Regions from separate parts of the Homo sapiens genome. Here region 2 is linked to region 1. Evidence: read pairs that join two places in POLR2A ChIA-PET (ENCODE). Cell type or tissue: MCF 10A. All regions are shown on one strand. Each heading gives the region's core, and the rest is flanking DNA. Links, peaks and the distances in the headings are about the cores only.

What was found. ChIA-PET counts read pairs that join two places held together with the same protein. Peaks named below come from ENCODE experiments on the same cell type or tissue, not always from the same donor. Only the 100,000 strongest peaks of a DNase experiment are listed, where the experiment ranks them.
Region 2: POLR2A ChIA-PET joins it to region 1 with 5 read pairs; 6 of 35 experiments call an interaction of 5 or more read pairs at or near these places.

Annotation. Positions count from the first base shown.
Region 1 is chr19:951,822-958,643 of GRCh38, reverse strand. All of the region lies in intron 3 of ARID3A (AT-rich interaction domain 3A), which reads right to left. Among named protein-coding and RNA genes, the nearest start is that of WDR18, 29 kb to the left of the region's middle. RefSeq lists silencers at 798-990, 3,221-3,480, 4,686-4,894 and enhancers at 1,366-2,067, 2,770-3,471, 4,876-5,577, 5,578-6,279. In MCF 10A, for the core only: no CTCF peak of the experiment used is centred there; no DNase peak of the experiment used is centred there.
Region 2 is chr19:1,013,923-1,020,744 of GRCh38, reverse strand. TMEM259 (transmembrane protein 259) reads left to right here. Exons shown (of 11, transcript NM_001033026.2): 2 at 6,272-6,553. Among named protein-coding and RNA genes, the nearest start is that of TMEM259, 3.8 kb to the left of the region's middle. RefSeq lists enhancers at 1,136-1,735, 5,477-6,010 and a silencer at 2,119-2,338. In MCF 10A, for the core only: no CTCF peak of the experiment used is centred there; DNase peaks (open chromatin) are centred at 3,554 and 3,784.

The sequences.
Region 1 (6,822 bases), core at 1,011-6,010:
GGGATTACAGGCGTGAGCCACTAGAAATATGGAATTCTAATCCTGTGGGACCACCGTCCCATCTGCGGTCTGAGGTTGACCAAAGTGTCAACACGTGATTGTATGTCAGTAAGTTCCCCCGTTTCCAAATGAGGTCCTGTCACAGGTACTGGGAATCCAGTGCTTGAACCTGTCCTCTTCTTTTCTTTTTCTTTCTTCTTTTTTTTTTTTTTTTTTGAGATGGAGTCTCGCTCTGTCGCCCAGGCTGGAGTGCAGTGGCGCGATCTTGGCCCACTGCAAGCTCCACCTCCCGGGTTCACGCCATTCTCCTGCCTCAGCCTCTTGGAGTAGCTGGGACTACAGGCGCCCGCCACCACGCCCGGCTAATTTTTTTGTATTTTTAGTAGAGACGGAGTTTCACCATTTGGCCAGGATGGTCTCCTGACCTCGTGATCCGACTGCCTCAGTCTCCTAAAGTGCTGGGATTATGGGCATGAGCCACTGCGCCCAGCCTATTTTTTTTTTTAATTTTAATTTTTATTATTATTATTTTTAGATGGAGTCTCGCTCTGTCGCCCAGGCTGGAGTGCAATGGCGCAATCTCAGCTCGCTGCAACCTCTGTCTCCGGGGCTCAAGCAATTCTCCCCCCTCAGCCTCCTGAGTAGCTGGGATTACAGGCACCTGCCACTATGCCCAGCTAATTTTTGTATTTTTTGGGTAGAGACAGGGTTTCACTATTTGGCGAGGCTGGTCTTGAACTCCTGACCTCAAGTGATCCGCCTGCCACAGCCTCCCAAAGTCTTTTTTTTGTTTGTTTTTGGAGACAGGGTCTCACTCTGTTGCCCAGCCTGGAGTGCAGTGGCGCAATCATAGCTCACTGCAGCCTCAACCTCCTGGGCTCAAGGGATTCTCCTGCCTCAGCTGCCCAAGTGGCTGGGACCACAGGCACTCGCCATCACACCCGGCTAAGTTTTTACATTTTCTTTTGTAGAGATGGGTCTTTCTATGTTGCCCTGGCTGGTCTCGACCTCCTGGGCTCCCTCGATCCTCACGTGTTGCCTTCTCAAAGTGCTGGGGTCACAGGCGGGAGCCACCGCCCTCCACCTTTTCTTTGGGGGACACAATTTACCCTAGGACAGTGCCTGCCTGAGTTCACACAGCAAATCGCTGCAAAAATTCACCAGCATGCCTCCCGGGGCTGTCCTGAGGGTCGGACGGGAGCGCATTTGTTCCGAGAACTGGCTCTGCTTTGCAGGTGAGGAAACTGAGACACAGCGGCGAGTGCGGGACCAGAGCCTGGGGGCTGCTGGGGACTTGGCCCAGAGCCCCGCCCTGCTTCCCATCCCGGTCCTCCTGTCTCCTGCTGGCTTCCCCGCACCTGGAGCCTGGAGTCTCAGCCTCCAGCTATGAAATGAGCCACCGACCGCCTCTGCCTGCCAGGGTGGTGGCTGGGGAGGAAGAAGATCACCAGGCCCCGGAACGTCTTCCAGAGGGGAAAGAGGCTCCGTCTGGGGTACAAGGAGCCAGGAGGTCCCCCAGCGCCCCCCCCCACCCACAGGTTCGGGCGGGCAGGGTGGGGGAAAGCCGGCAGGGATAATTAGAAAGCGGAGTTCAGGCGGGGGCCAATTTGCCGAGGAGGAGCTGCGACAAATACCAGGCTGCCAATTAAGCTCGGGGGAATGTGGCTGGCTGGGCAGTGGGGAGCCTTGAAACCACCAATTAGGCCTCAGCTGGGATGATCGGTCATTAGGGCCCAGAAGGAGACCCACGCCCAGCCCCTGCTGCTGCGGGGACATCCCAGGTGCTGGGGAGGCCGGCCAAAGGCCCCATCACCCTGCAGCCGTCCTGCCCCTCTCTGGGCCTCAGTTTCCCCGTCTGTGTATTGGAGGCCCAGTGAGGCCTTCCGGGAAGGGGCTGGGGGGGCAGCCAGGAGTCCTGACCTCTGCCCTGGGTGGTCGAGGCTGCCCGAGGTCCAGCTGCCTGGTCTTTGTCTCCGCCCCAACCCGGCCAGCGCCAGACTGGCCAGCCTGCATTCCTGCGCTGATTTATGGTGGCCGGGGAGGCCCTTTCCCCTTCAGCTGCCTGAGGGGTGTGGGGCCCTCAGGTAGACCCGGCTGGCCGGGCCGGTGGGTCCCATGAGCACAGGCACGCACACATGGCCACACGCCCGGCCTCGTCCTCTGACCCCGGCCCGGCTGCCGCCCCCTCCCCTCCACGTTCTTCCTCCGAGACCCCGTCCATCACCGAGTCACGGATCTAGGAGTGTATCTGGGGTTTAGTCTGTTTTGTTCCCAGAGTCTGGAATCAGCCGAGCACACAGCAGTTGCCTAATAAATGCTCGTTACTTGAACCTTGATTTTCTCAGCTGCAAAAGTGAGCCGGGCAGGGCGGAGAGGGGGACAGGGCGGAGAGGGGGACAGGACGAGCTTGCCAGGGAAACGCCTGAGGCAGCAGGTACTGGAATGGGGAGGACTTCACCGCTGGGGCTGTCCTGGGGTGAACGCCATCCCCCACCCAAATTCACATCGGCCCAGAACCTCAGAACGAGACGTTATTTGGAAAAAGGGCCTTTGCAGACGTGATCAAATTGAGAAAAAGTCACAGTGAAGGCCGGTGGGCACTGGAGACGGTCGCACAGAGACAGAGGCCGGCCACATGTCAAGGGACTCCTGGAGCCCCCAGGAGCTGGGAGAGGCGGAAGGCTCCTCCTGCAGCCCCTGGAGGGAGCGCAGCCCTGCGGACGCCTCGATTTTGGACTCTGGGCTCCAGGACGGAGGGAGAACAGGTTTCGTTTGTTTTACGCCCGCGGTTTGAGGTCCTTCGTTACGCAGCCCCCCGGCTAAGAACCGCACGTAGAGGCCAGCACACCTTGGGCCCTTCCAGGGCGAGCGGAAGGTCCTCTCCTCTGAGATTCTGACCCGGTATTACGGGGTCTACCCTGCCTGGACCCCCCCTTCCCTGGCACAGCCCCTACAAGAAACCTCACCGCACCTCCTGCCTCAGTTTCCCCATCTCTCAAATAGAGTGTGTGAGAAAACACAGCAGCTTTACCCCAAGCACCTGGCGCCCCAGCTACCCTCACATCCCGGATGGGGAAACCGAGGCGCCAGGCAGCAATCAGCTGCCCCATGTACAGCCAGCCAAGGTTGGGGTTGGAGAGGGGAGCCATTAACTCCCAGGCCAAATGGTGGGCGAACTGGGCCGGTGGCGAGGCACGGTCAGACCCCTGTGGGGCCGGGGCACTGATGCGTGGCAGTAAAGGGAGGACCTGCGGGGGCCCCAGCTGCTGGCGGGGGAGGCGGCTCTAATGGCCGTTGCTGTGGGCAGCCAGCAACAAAGCCAGCAGTAAAGGCCGCCTGGGCTTTATGGGTCTCTGGCCCCCGGTTCCGCTCCCCTGTGGGGGGCGCCCCGCCCTGGCCAGCTGGCCGAGGCCCCAGGGATGGGAAAGCAGGGGACGGTGTCCAGGCTGCCCATGGCGGTGTCCAGGCCCCCCTTGTGGGCCAGATCCCGGGTTGAACTGCTGGGCCACAGCACACCCCATGGCAAACCCAGGCCTTGGTTCTCACCTGGGTTCTGTGGCCGAAACCCTGCCCCTCTGAAACGTCAACCAGAAAGCTCTGAAATCAGCCGCCCACCACACACCCACAGGAGCCCTAAACCCAGGCTGGAGATTGGGCAAAATCTCCGGAAACTCCCTCCCCAGGGGCTGAGGGCCGAGATAAGCGGCCCGCACTCCCCTCCACGCCGCCTGACCTCCCTGGGGCCTGCTCTGATCACGGGAGGGGTCGGGTGTGAAGTTCTGAAGGTGCCCCTCCGCTGAGACCCCCACCGCCCCCCATCAGCCCCGAGCGGCCGCCTTCGCCCCGGCTGTTCCTCCCGTCTGCGAGGCCTTCTCAGCCCCTTCCCTTCGTCTGGGTCCCCTGTGGTCATTCCCTCCCTGGAGGGGAGCCCCCCGTCCTCCCAGGACCGATATCACCTCCGCAGATGCTCTGCTCCCACCCACCTTTACCGACCACCGGCCTCACGGGGTTTCTGGCTCACGGCCCCCCTTGGACCCCCAGCCCTCGCATGGCCCCAGCTGTGTGGATTCACGCATTTGTCTCTCGTCTGTCTGCCCTGGAACATGCGGAATTCTTATCTTGTTGCCAGCATCCAAAATCGGGCACACAGCAGTTGCCTAATAAATGCATGTTAAATGAACTTGCTTTCTCAGTGCGATGCCAAGAAAATGCGGGGCCACAGGGCAGGCCTGGGGGTCTTTCCCTGAGGGGGTCCCCTCCCCTCTGTCCACTTCCTGCTGTGGGGGATGGAAGGTGTGGACCCCTAATTACCAAGGCTGGGCCCATCGTCTCCCCTTCCCAGCACCACCTGCTTCGGAGAAGGGGAAACCGAGGCACAGAGCGCGTGGAGCCAAGCCACCTCCAGGTCCCCCGGCCGCCCCTCCTGCCAGACCCTTCCCCACTCAGCAGTTGGGTGGGGTGGGGGGTTTTTCACAGACATCTGAGCATGACCCTCCCTCGGCCACAGCCTCCCAGGGCCCCCCAGCACCCTCCTGGCCCCTCCCTGCCCTCTCCTGCTCCCTCCGCCCCGGCCTTGAGCTGCCCTATTTAGGGACAGGGTCTCGCTCTGTCACTCAGGCTGGAGTGCAGTGGTGAGACCCTAGCTCACTGCAGCCTCCACCTCCCACCTCGGTCTCCTGAGCCAATGAGACCACAGGCAGGCACCACCACGCTCGGCTAATTTTTGTATTTCTATAGAGACAAGGTCTTGCTATATTGCTCAGGCTGGTCTCAAACTCCTGGCCTTAAGTGATCCTCCTGCCTCAGCCTCCCACAGCGCTGGGATTACAGGCAGGAGCCCCCAGACCCAGCCTTGGCGTCTTTCTATGTAAAACGCACAGGCCCCCACCCCAGGGCCTCCGCGGCGCTGTTCCTTCTGCCTGGAATGCAGCTCCCGGGTCCCCGCTCGGCTCCTGCCTTCCCGCCCAAACGTCGCCTTCTGACAGAGCCCCCTCCACAGCCCCCCTCAGCCTCTGACCCCTTCATTCCTCTTTGGTTTTCTTCCCAGAAGGTTGCACGCCCGAGCCCCGTTACACGGATCTGCAAGACACACTCCGTGGCTCTGGGGATGGAGGGAAGACGCTGTGGCCCCCGACCCTGACACTCCCCCGGCTCTGCACGGGGGGGGGTGTGGGAGGCCTGGGGGGGTGGGAGGTGCCGCCCCCACCTGATGAGGACCGGGCCCCTCTGGAGGGGGCACCTGTGAGGAGAGAGGGTGGCGGGGCTCGGGTGGTGGCGCCGGTGGGGGAGGGGAGGAAAAAGTGAGATAACCGCCACCCCCCAGCCCTGGAAGGGCAAACAGGAAATTCTTGTTTGTGGCGAAACGTTGATGATTTTCTCCACCCCACCTCCCAGAGAAACGACAGCTCCGAGGGGGTCAGTGGAGTCTGCTGGCGGACAGGGTGCAAGATAAGTCCCAGGGCCACCTGGGAGTGGGGAGGGGGTTCCCCGGCTGCCCGGACCACCCCTAGAACCAGGGAGTTCAGCCCCGGCTCAGGACTCCCCTCCCCAGCCCACCGGCTCTGGGAGGTGGGAGGAAGGTCAGAAAAAGACCCCAGAGGTTTGCAGAAAATCCAAGGAAAGGGTTGGCCAGGACAGAAGAGGGTGGCCGGGGCCAGCACATGCGGCCCCTCCCCCAGCAGTGCCCAAGGTCACAGGTGGGCAGTGCCCAAGGTCACAGGGGGGCTATGGTTTCCCCACTCAGTCCCCAGGCAGGCCCCACCTGGGCACTCCCACCAGGTCCCAGCAGCTGCGGGGGGCCCAGGGCGGTGTCCTTGGGCCCAGAGGCCCAGGCTGTAAAGAAACCGCCTGTCTGCAGGGCCCCCTGGGAGAACCTTTGCCCCCCAGGCCCCCTCCAGTCTCCCAGGAGGCTCCAAAGTCCATGAGGCCCCACCTGGGGATGAGGCCACGGCAGGGGTGGGAGGGGTGCAGGAGCTGGGAGGCACCTGGTCAGCTGCAGCCCTTCAGACGCTCTCTTTGGCCACAGAATTCAGGGAAATCCAAGAAAGAATCCAAGTGTCTAGCGTTTGGGGACTGCCGAGCCCTGAGCCTCCAGGAGGGTTGGCCTGACTGAGCCTCCAGGAGGGTTGGCCCGAGACTTGGCAGAGAGATGTCAGAAGAAGAGAAATTTTCTTTCCTTTTTTTTTTTTTTTTTTTTTTTTTTGAGACAGGGTCTCGCTCTGTGGCCCAGGCTGGAGTGCACTGGCACGATCACAGCTCACTGCAGCCTCAGCCTCTCAGGCTCAAGTGATCCTCCTGCCTCAGCCTCTGGAGTAGTTGGGACCCCAGGCACACACCACCATGCCCAGTTTTAACTTTTTTTTGTAGAGATGGGGTCTTGCTATGTTGCCCAGGCTGGGTACAAACTCCTGGGCTCAAGTGATCCTCCCTCCTCGGCCTCCCAGAGTGCTGGGATTCTGGGCATGAACCACCACGCCCAGCCTGAGACACTTTGTTTTTGTTTTGAGACCGAGTCTCGCTCTGTCGCTCAGGCTGGAGTACAGTGGTGTGACCTCAGCTCACTGCAACCTCCGCCTCCCGGGTTCAAACGATTCTCCTGCCCCAGCCTCCCAAGTAGGTGGGATTACCGGCACGTGCCACCACACCTGGCTAATTTTTTTTTTAAATTTTTTGCAGAGACGGGGTTTCACCATGTTGGCCAAGCTGGTCTTGAACTCCTGACCTCAGGCCATCCTCCCGCCTCTGCCTCTCGAAGTGCTGGGATTCTGGGTATGAGCCACTGTGCCCAGCCTGAGAAATGTTCTAAAAGGCACGTTTTTGCAC
Region 2 (6,822 bases), core at 1,231-6,230, 62 kb before region 1:
TGACCCCAGCGGCTGTCCCGACCCCCAAGTCTGCTACCTCCGACCGCGACCCCTGGCCCCGCTGGGGACAGCGAGCGCCACCCTGCACCCTGAGGCCTATACCCGGCCCTACCGATTAGGGCTCTCCCTCGCGACCTCTGACCCTGGGATTGGCCAGGGACACCGTCTCGTGACCCCATCCCGCCCGGGGACGTCCACCCGGGAAGGCCGGATCCCGCTGCACTAGAAGCCGCTGTTCTCTACTCTGGAAACCTCACTGTCAGCTCCCTCCAGGGCCCATCCTGTCCCCGGCGACCGCCTTTCCCAGGTCCCCACCTACCCAGGCTTGGAGTCCGGTCCTGGCCTGCGAGGTAGCACCTCCCGCCCTTTGACCCCTGACTGTGCCGCCTGAGACCCTCAGTTCCGAGGCCTCTCTCCCCTCCCAATGTGCTGGCCCAGAACCCAGCCTGACGCAGGTCTCCCTCGGACCAACCCCTGTCCTGGAAGTCGACTCCCCACTCCCCTCTCTCCCTCCTTGTAGCCTTTCAGCTGCGTTCCCCGCTCCTGAGCCTCAGGGGAATGTGACTTAGCTGAGGTCACCTCGCTAGGGTTAGCGGCAAAGTCACCGGCAGCAGCGTACCACCCCATCCCCGGCCTCTTCCTCCGCTGGGTCCCCACTCCCTTCCTGCTTCAGGAGCTCAGGTTGTGGGTCTGTCGCCCGTGCCTCCCCTATGAGGCACCGGCCTCCGCGTCTTGGGCTCTGTCCCCCTCCCGCCCTCCTCAGATGGCAGAGGTCTCAGCCGTGCAGGACAGGCATCGGCCTGACTCCCTCTGAGAAGGAGTCTTGCTTGGGTGACAAGAGGGGCTCAGTAGCAGCTGCAGCCCCTCAGAAAACAAGCTGGCCGGGGTCCTGGGCCACCTGGCGAAATGGGGACGTGGCCGTTTTCGTTCTGCATCAGAACACCGCCGCGCCGGGGCTTGGGGGCTGCTGAAGTTGCGCCGTGAGCTTTTTGGATCTAGCCTGCAAAGAGGGGTCCGATGCTGGCGGGCCAGGCTGCGATCGTGGGCAAGTTCCCAGCCTGACACAGGTTGGTCAGGAGCTGGCTGCTTTTTTGGGCTCGGCAAGTGGAGCTGGACCTTGGCCGTCCTGCGGACCTGGGTGTGGGTCCCAGCCTGCTGCCACTTCACGGAAGGCCCCCCAGCCTCCAGATCCGTGCCTCCCCAGGCCAGAGCTCAGCCCATCATCCTTCCCACCTTCCTCCCTGCAGCCCCCCAGAGTGGCATGGTCGCCTCAGTAGGCACCTGAGCAGGGCTGTGAAGGGTTACGCAGGCAGGCGGCCTTTCCCGGCTCTGGGGTCCACAGACGGGGCCTGAAACTGTGGACGGAGGCTGGTCTGTGGACGTGGGTTTTCCTTCCATGGAGTAGCCTGGGAACAGGATGGAGCCACTGTGTCCTTAGGCTTGTGGAGGGTGTGTGCTGGGTGCCAGGCCAGGTTCCCCCGACGGAGCTCAGCCTCCTTGGGAGGTGCATCCCTGTCGCCTGGGCCCTGGTCCCACCATGTCCCGGTTTGGAAAGGGATCAAGCCTACCCGGCTCCATCTCCAGGCCAATACCACTCACAGGTGGTCAGATGGGGCTGGGCCAGAGCTGGAGTTCCCCGTCTTCTGTGTAGGGTGGAGACTCTTGGGAGGTTCTCAGTAACCCCAATCCCTCCTCTCTCAGCAGAGGGCTTTGGACTGTGAGATCTCTGGGTGGTGAATTTTTTTTTTTTTTTTTTTGAGATGGAGTCTTGCTCTGTCACCCAGGCTGGAGTGCAGTGGTTTGATCTCGGCTCACTGCAAACTCCACCTCCTGGGTTCAAGCAATTCTTCTGCCTCAGCCTGCGGAGTAGCTAGGATTACCGGTGCCCACCATCACAACCGGCTAATTTTTTTGTCTTTTTAGTAGAGACTGGGTTTTGCCATGTTGGCTAGGCTGGTCTCAAACTGCTGATTTCAGGTGATCTGCCCGCCTCGGCCTCCCAAAAGGCTGGGATTACAGGCGTGAGCCACCATGCCTGGCCTGGGTGGGGAAATCTGTTCTTTGTGAATTTTCCACCCGGTAATCTGGTGGCACAGAATCTGACCCTGCTGCCTTCACTTTTACTTATCTGCAAAGTGCAGGCTGGAACTGCCTGATTTCAGAGGCTGCCTTGAGTTCCAGAAGGCTCCTCTGCTTCCTGCCTGCCTGGCTTCCGGGGGTCTCCCTGCAGAGAGCCAGGTCCTCCCTGGTATGATCCCTTCAAGGTGGCTTCATCCTGTGGCATCTGTGCAGCTGAGCTCCCAGCCCTGAGCTGGCATGGAGTCCCCCAGCTCTCACCCATGCCTGGGTGGCTTTAGGAAATGCCAGGATCTCCCAGCTCTGAGCCAGCATGGAGCCCCCCGGTCCCTCATCCATGCCTGGGTGGCTTTAGGAAATGCCAGGCAGTGCCAGGTGCTGGGGAGAGAGGAGGCGGCAGGGGCCTGTGTTCCAGGGGCCCTCGGGAGACCTCCATCCAGCCTCAGTATCCACCTCTGCTGGCCTTCATGGCCCTGAGCCCAGTGTGGCAGAGACTGTCCATCTTGGGGCACTGGGTGCCTGCACCTGTGCGGTTGGGCTCTGGACCCAGGTGACCACCAAGTGGATGCCCACAGGGTGAAGGGGTCTCGACTCAGCACCCCTGGACATGGGCAGGGGCCCGCGCCTAGCCACAGGGAGTAATGGGGCTCCTCTTGTGGGGTCGTGACGATTAAAGACGGGGTATGTGAGACCCCAGGGGCCCTGCTCTGAATGGGGGACCTGTCACATTGAGGCCACTGTGAGGCTGCAGTGGAAGGAGAGGCCCCGGTGGCCTGGAGGCAGGAAGCACCCCGGGTGGACAAAGGGGAGCCCCAGGTAGTGTTTCCTGGCTGGGGCTGAGGGCTCTGTGTCCCACCTGGGAGGAGAGTGTGGCTCCGCGGGCTTGTGTGTCCGTCGGTCTGTGGGTCAGTCAAATACCCAGAGAGCGGGCAGGCTGCTCCTGGCACTCCAGGTCTGTGGGGAGACAGGAAAGGAAAGGCCCACCCAGTGGCCGAGTGTTGGGGTGCCCTGAGAGCCTCGGCCAGAACATCCAGGAAGCTTCCTGGAGGAGGCGGTGAGCACGGCCCCAGGCTGGGGGAGGTGCTCCTGTGGGTGCAGCCGTGTGTGGGCTGACCCGGAGGAAGGAAGGGTCATAGGGGTGGGGTGACTCCTGTGCTGGGTGGGCAGGGCCTCCTGGAGGTGAGCCACAGCCAGTGGGATGGGGTGGGGTGTCCAGGCAGCTGGAGAGCGTGTGGGAAGGCCGTGGGGCTGGAGCATGTGGGTGCCTGCTGGGGAGCCTGGGTCAGGGACAGGGTCATGGAGTGTAGGGGACTGGACCACCCAGGGCATGCGAGTGGCTGAGCCAGGTTGCGGGCAGAGGGTGGCCAGGGGCCCATGGGAGCATTTGCAGGTGAGCTCCCTGGGGAGGGTTACTGTGGGCGTGGACGAGGCTGCCTGGGCGTGTGGCTCAGGGCCGGGCCTGGTGAGGTGGCTGCTGCAGGGTGGCTGATGACAGACAGGTCTTGGGGAGGAGGACCCGGGACTCGGGATGAGCCTGCGTCTGGCTGGGTGGTGCCTGCTCCTTGTTTTGTGGTGGGAGACTGAAGGGGAGCTGAGGCTTTGGCGGCAACGGGCCTTGTCCAGTGGGGCATTTTTCTGGTCATGCTCAGTCAGGGAAGAGGGGCCCTGAGCTCGGTCAGCACGGAGCACCTGATGGGGCAGAGACACAGTGACGTCTGAGTCATAGCGTCTGGTGGACTTGAAGTCTTTGACTGGAGTGTGTGCACATTGTGTGAAAACACTGGTGCCCTCTCATCACGTCCGCTGTCTTCATGGGACGGGTCACTCACACCAGTGCTGGGTGTGGCAGGATGTGTGTCCTGTGCCCTCTCCCGCTGACCCTGGACCAAGCTGACCCTGCCCAGGGCAACCCCAGGAGCTGCTCTTCCCCGTGGGGCCTTAATTGTGCAGACTGGCACTGCCCTGGCCCCTCCCTCCTGGCCATGTGACCTCAGCAGGTCCAGGTCTGTCGGGACCTCTGTGTCAGTTCCTCGTATATAAACCAGGGATGGTAACAGCCGTGCGTCCCTTGTGAAGCGTTGGACAGCCCCGACCTCGGCCCACTGTGTATCAGCACTTTTTGGAACATCTTGGCACAGGGTCCATTGCTGTCCTGGGCACAGCTCCTGCTGGATGTGTGGGCCTGGAAGGCAGAGCGTGGCCACCAGCAGCATCCACCATGGGCCTCGCGGGCCCCTCTCTCCTGAGAGTGCTGAGCCGAGGGGCTGTGGGGTCAGTGTCTCTGACCGTGACCCACCACTGGGCCCAGCCTCCGTGGCTCCTGTCCCCAGATGCCATATGGGGAAACGCTAGGCTTTGAAAGCATCTCAGGCTCCGGGGCTGCCCCCCTTCCACACTGCCCTCCCTGTCTTCCCCAGGACACAGGGGAACCCTCCCCAGCAGAGGGCCCTGCCCCCTCCCCCCGCCCACCCCTCATTTGTAGCTCCGGCGTCTGTGGGCGGGGCCTGAATGCCTGGCGGTCAGGGTTCTGCTCTTGCCTGTTTCTGCTTAAATCTCAGCGCCGGGCCAGCCTTCATCCCCTGCGGCTCTTTTGGCTGTAAGGACTAGAAATGCAGTTCAGATCAGCCCAAGGGATTCTCCAGCTCCTGGGGCTGGGGAGTGTGATGGGGCTCGCCCCAGGTGCACGTGCGGCTAGACCCAGGGCTTTATCCGTGCTCAGACTCAGGGCCTCCCACAGGTCACAGCACTGCGGCCGGGCTGGAAGTGGGTTGCTTTGCTGACTCGGCCCTTTGCTCAGTCTACAGAGGGTTCTGGAGAGGAGGCCCCAGCTCACTGTGGGCGTGGAAGAGTTGAGGCTCCTGGTGGTCTTGCCTATGGCTGTGCGGCCACAGGTGGCTCACTGCACCCCGGGCATTGGTGCACCTGCCAGCAGGTCACGGGTCACGGAGGGGCCCTGTGCTCCAGGCTCTCTGGCTTGTGATTTTGAGTCTGATCAATTCTTCCCTGAGAGTCTGGGGTTCCATGTGGCCGTGGGCGCCCCCTTGGCCCAGCTGGGTCCTCAGTTTTGCGGATCGGGGCAGCAGGTAGACGTGACCCTCACCAGGCTCGGGGGTGATGCCTGGACCTCAGGTTGGGAGGTACAGTGGGCAGCCAAACCGCCAGACGGTGAGGCGGGCTCCCTGGAAGAGGGGCTGCCCTGAACTGCCCCTAGAGGGGCCCCACTCTGAGTTGTGCCTGCAGCACGCTGGGGCGTGGGCTCCCCAAGCCCTGTGGACGTCGGGGTGGGGCCGTCCTGGGCACTGCGGGGTGCCGAGCAGCATCCCTGGCCTCACCCACTCCATGCCAGGAGCTCCCCCAATTGTGACAACCACAGATGTCCCAAGCATCCCCTGGGCAGGAGCCCCCAGGTGAGAGCTGCTGGCACCCCAGTTCATAGGTTGTGCCTCGGGCACGGCAGCCTCGCCCTGCCGTGGGGCGCTCTGCCCAGCCACGGAGGTCCACTGTGTCCCCAGCAGCTGCGGCTGGCCCCGCCAGGCCTGGGAGGGTTGCACAGGGCGCCCCGCCAGGTGAGAGAAGCTATTTTCAGGTGGTGAGATCAGGGGAGTGCTGGGGACGCAGCGGAAGGTGAGGCAGGAAGCAGCAGGTTGGGCTGTGGAGGGCTGTGCCCTCTTTCGTAGACAGTGGGTCCAGCTGGTGGCCCTGGGGTGGCGGCAACACCCATGCTGCTGCTTGCAGGGCGGGAGCCGTTGGCTGGCAGAGGGCCCTGGTGTGCTCCACTTGGTGGGTCTGAGTCCAGCCTCGTCTCCTCCCAGGTTTGGGGGGTCCTGTGTGCATCTGAGAGGGCCCCGGCCTGCTGGCTTCGTCCGGCTCACCCCTGAGGAGGTGCGGGGCAGTCACAGGCCTTGCCGAAGCCCCAGGGCCTGTCAGAGCCGGGCTGCAGGTGGCAGAGCCCCTCCGGGGTTGGAGTGGGGCGTCCCCCGGATCCTCAGTCACTTGGACTATGTGAGGGGCTGGCCCGGTGCAGTCAGCGTGGGAGGGACCCAGGGTCCTCAGAGCCCAATTCGGCTTCTGGGGTTTCCTTCCTTTCCCCGTCCTGGGCGTCCCAGCGCGCCCCATCACGCCCCATCACGTAGGCCCTTGGGTGTCGGCTGCAGCTGGCCCTGGGGCGCCCCACTGACTGCCGGCCGCCCCCTAGGCCCTGTTTGTGCTCTTCGTCCTGGCCTACATCCACATCGTCTTCTCCCGCTCGCCCATCAACTGCCTGGAGCATGTGCGTGACAAGTGGCCGCGTGAGGGCATCCTGCGTGTGGAAGTGCGGCACAACTCGAGCCGCGCGCCCGTCTTCCTACAGTTCTGTGACAGCGGCGGCCGCGGGAGCTTCCCGGGCCTGGCCGTGGAACCAGGCAGCAACCTGGACATGGAAGATGAGGAGGAGGAAGAGCTGACCATGGAGATGTTTGGGAACAGCTCCATCAAGGTGAGCCAGGCCTGGGCTCAGCTGCAGCAGAGGCCAGCGCCCCGTAGATGCTGGTCGCTGAAGGGGCGGTTCCTGACATCGACAGGATGTTGGGGTTCTTGACTTTCAGGGACCTGGCATGCAGACAAGGCCGCCCCTGCCTGCCGTGGCCTTTTGGTGGCCTGGGGGCTCTGAAGCAAGACCCTCGGCCTGTCGCCCTGCTAGAGGCCTGGGCAGGGCAGGGGGATCTCGGGGAGGACTTGGGCTGGGCAGACTCGGGCCTTTGAGAG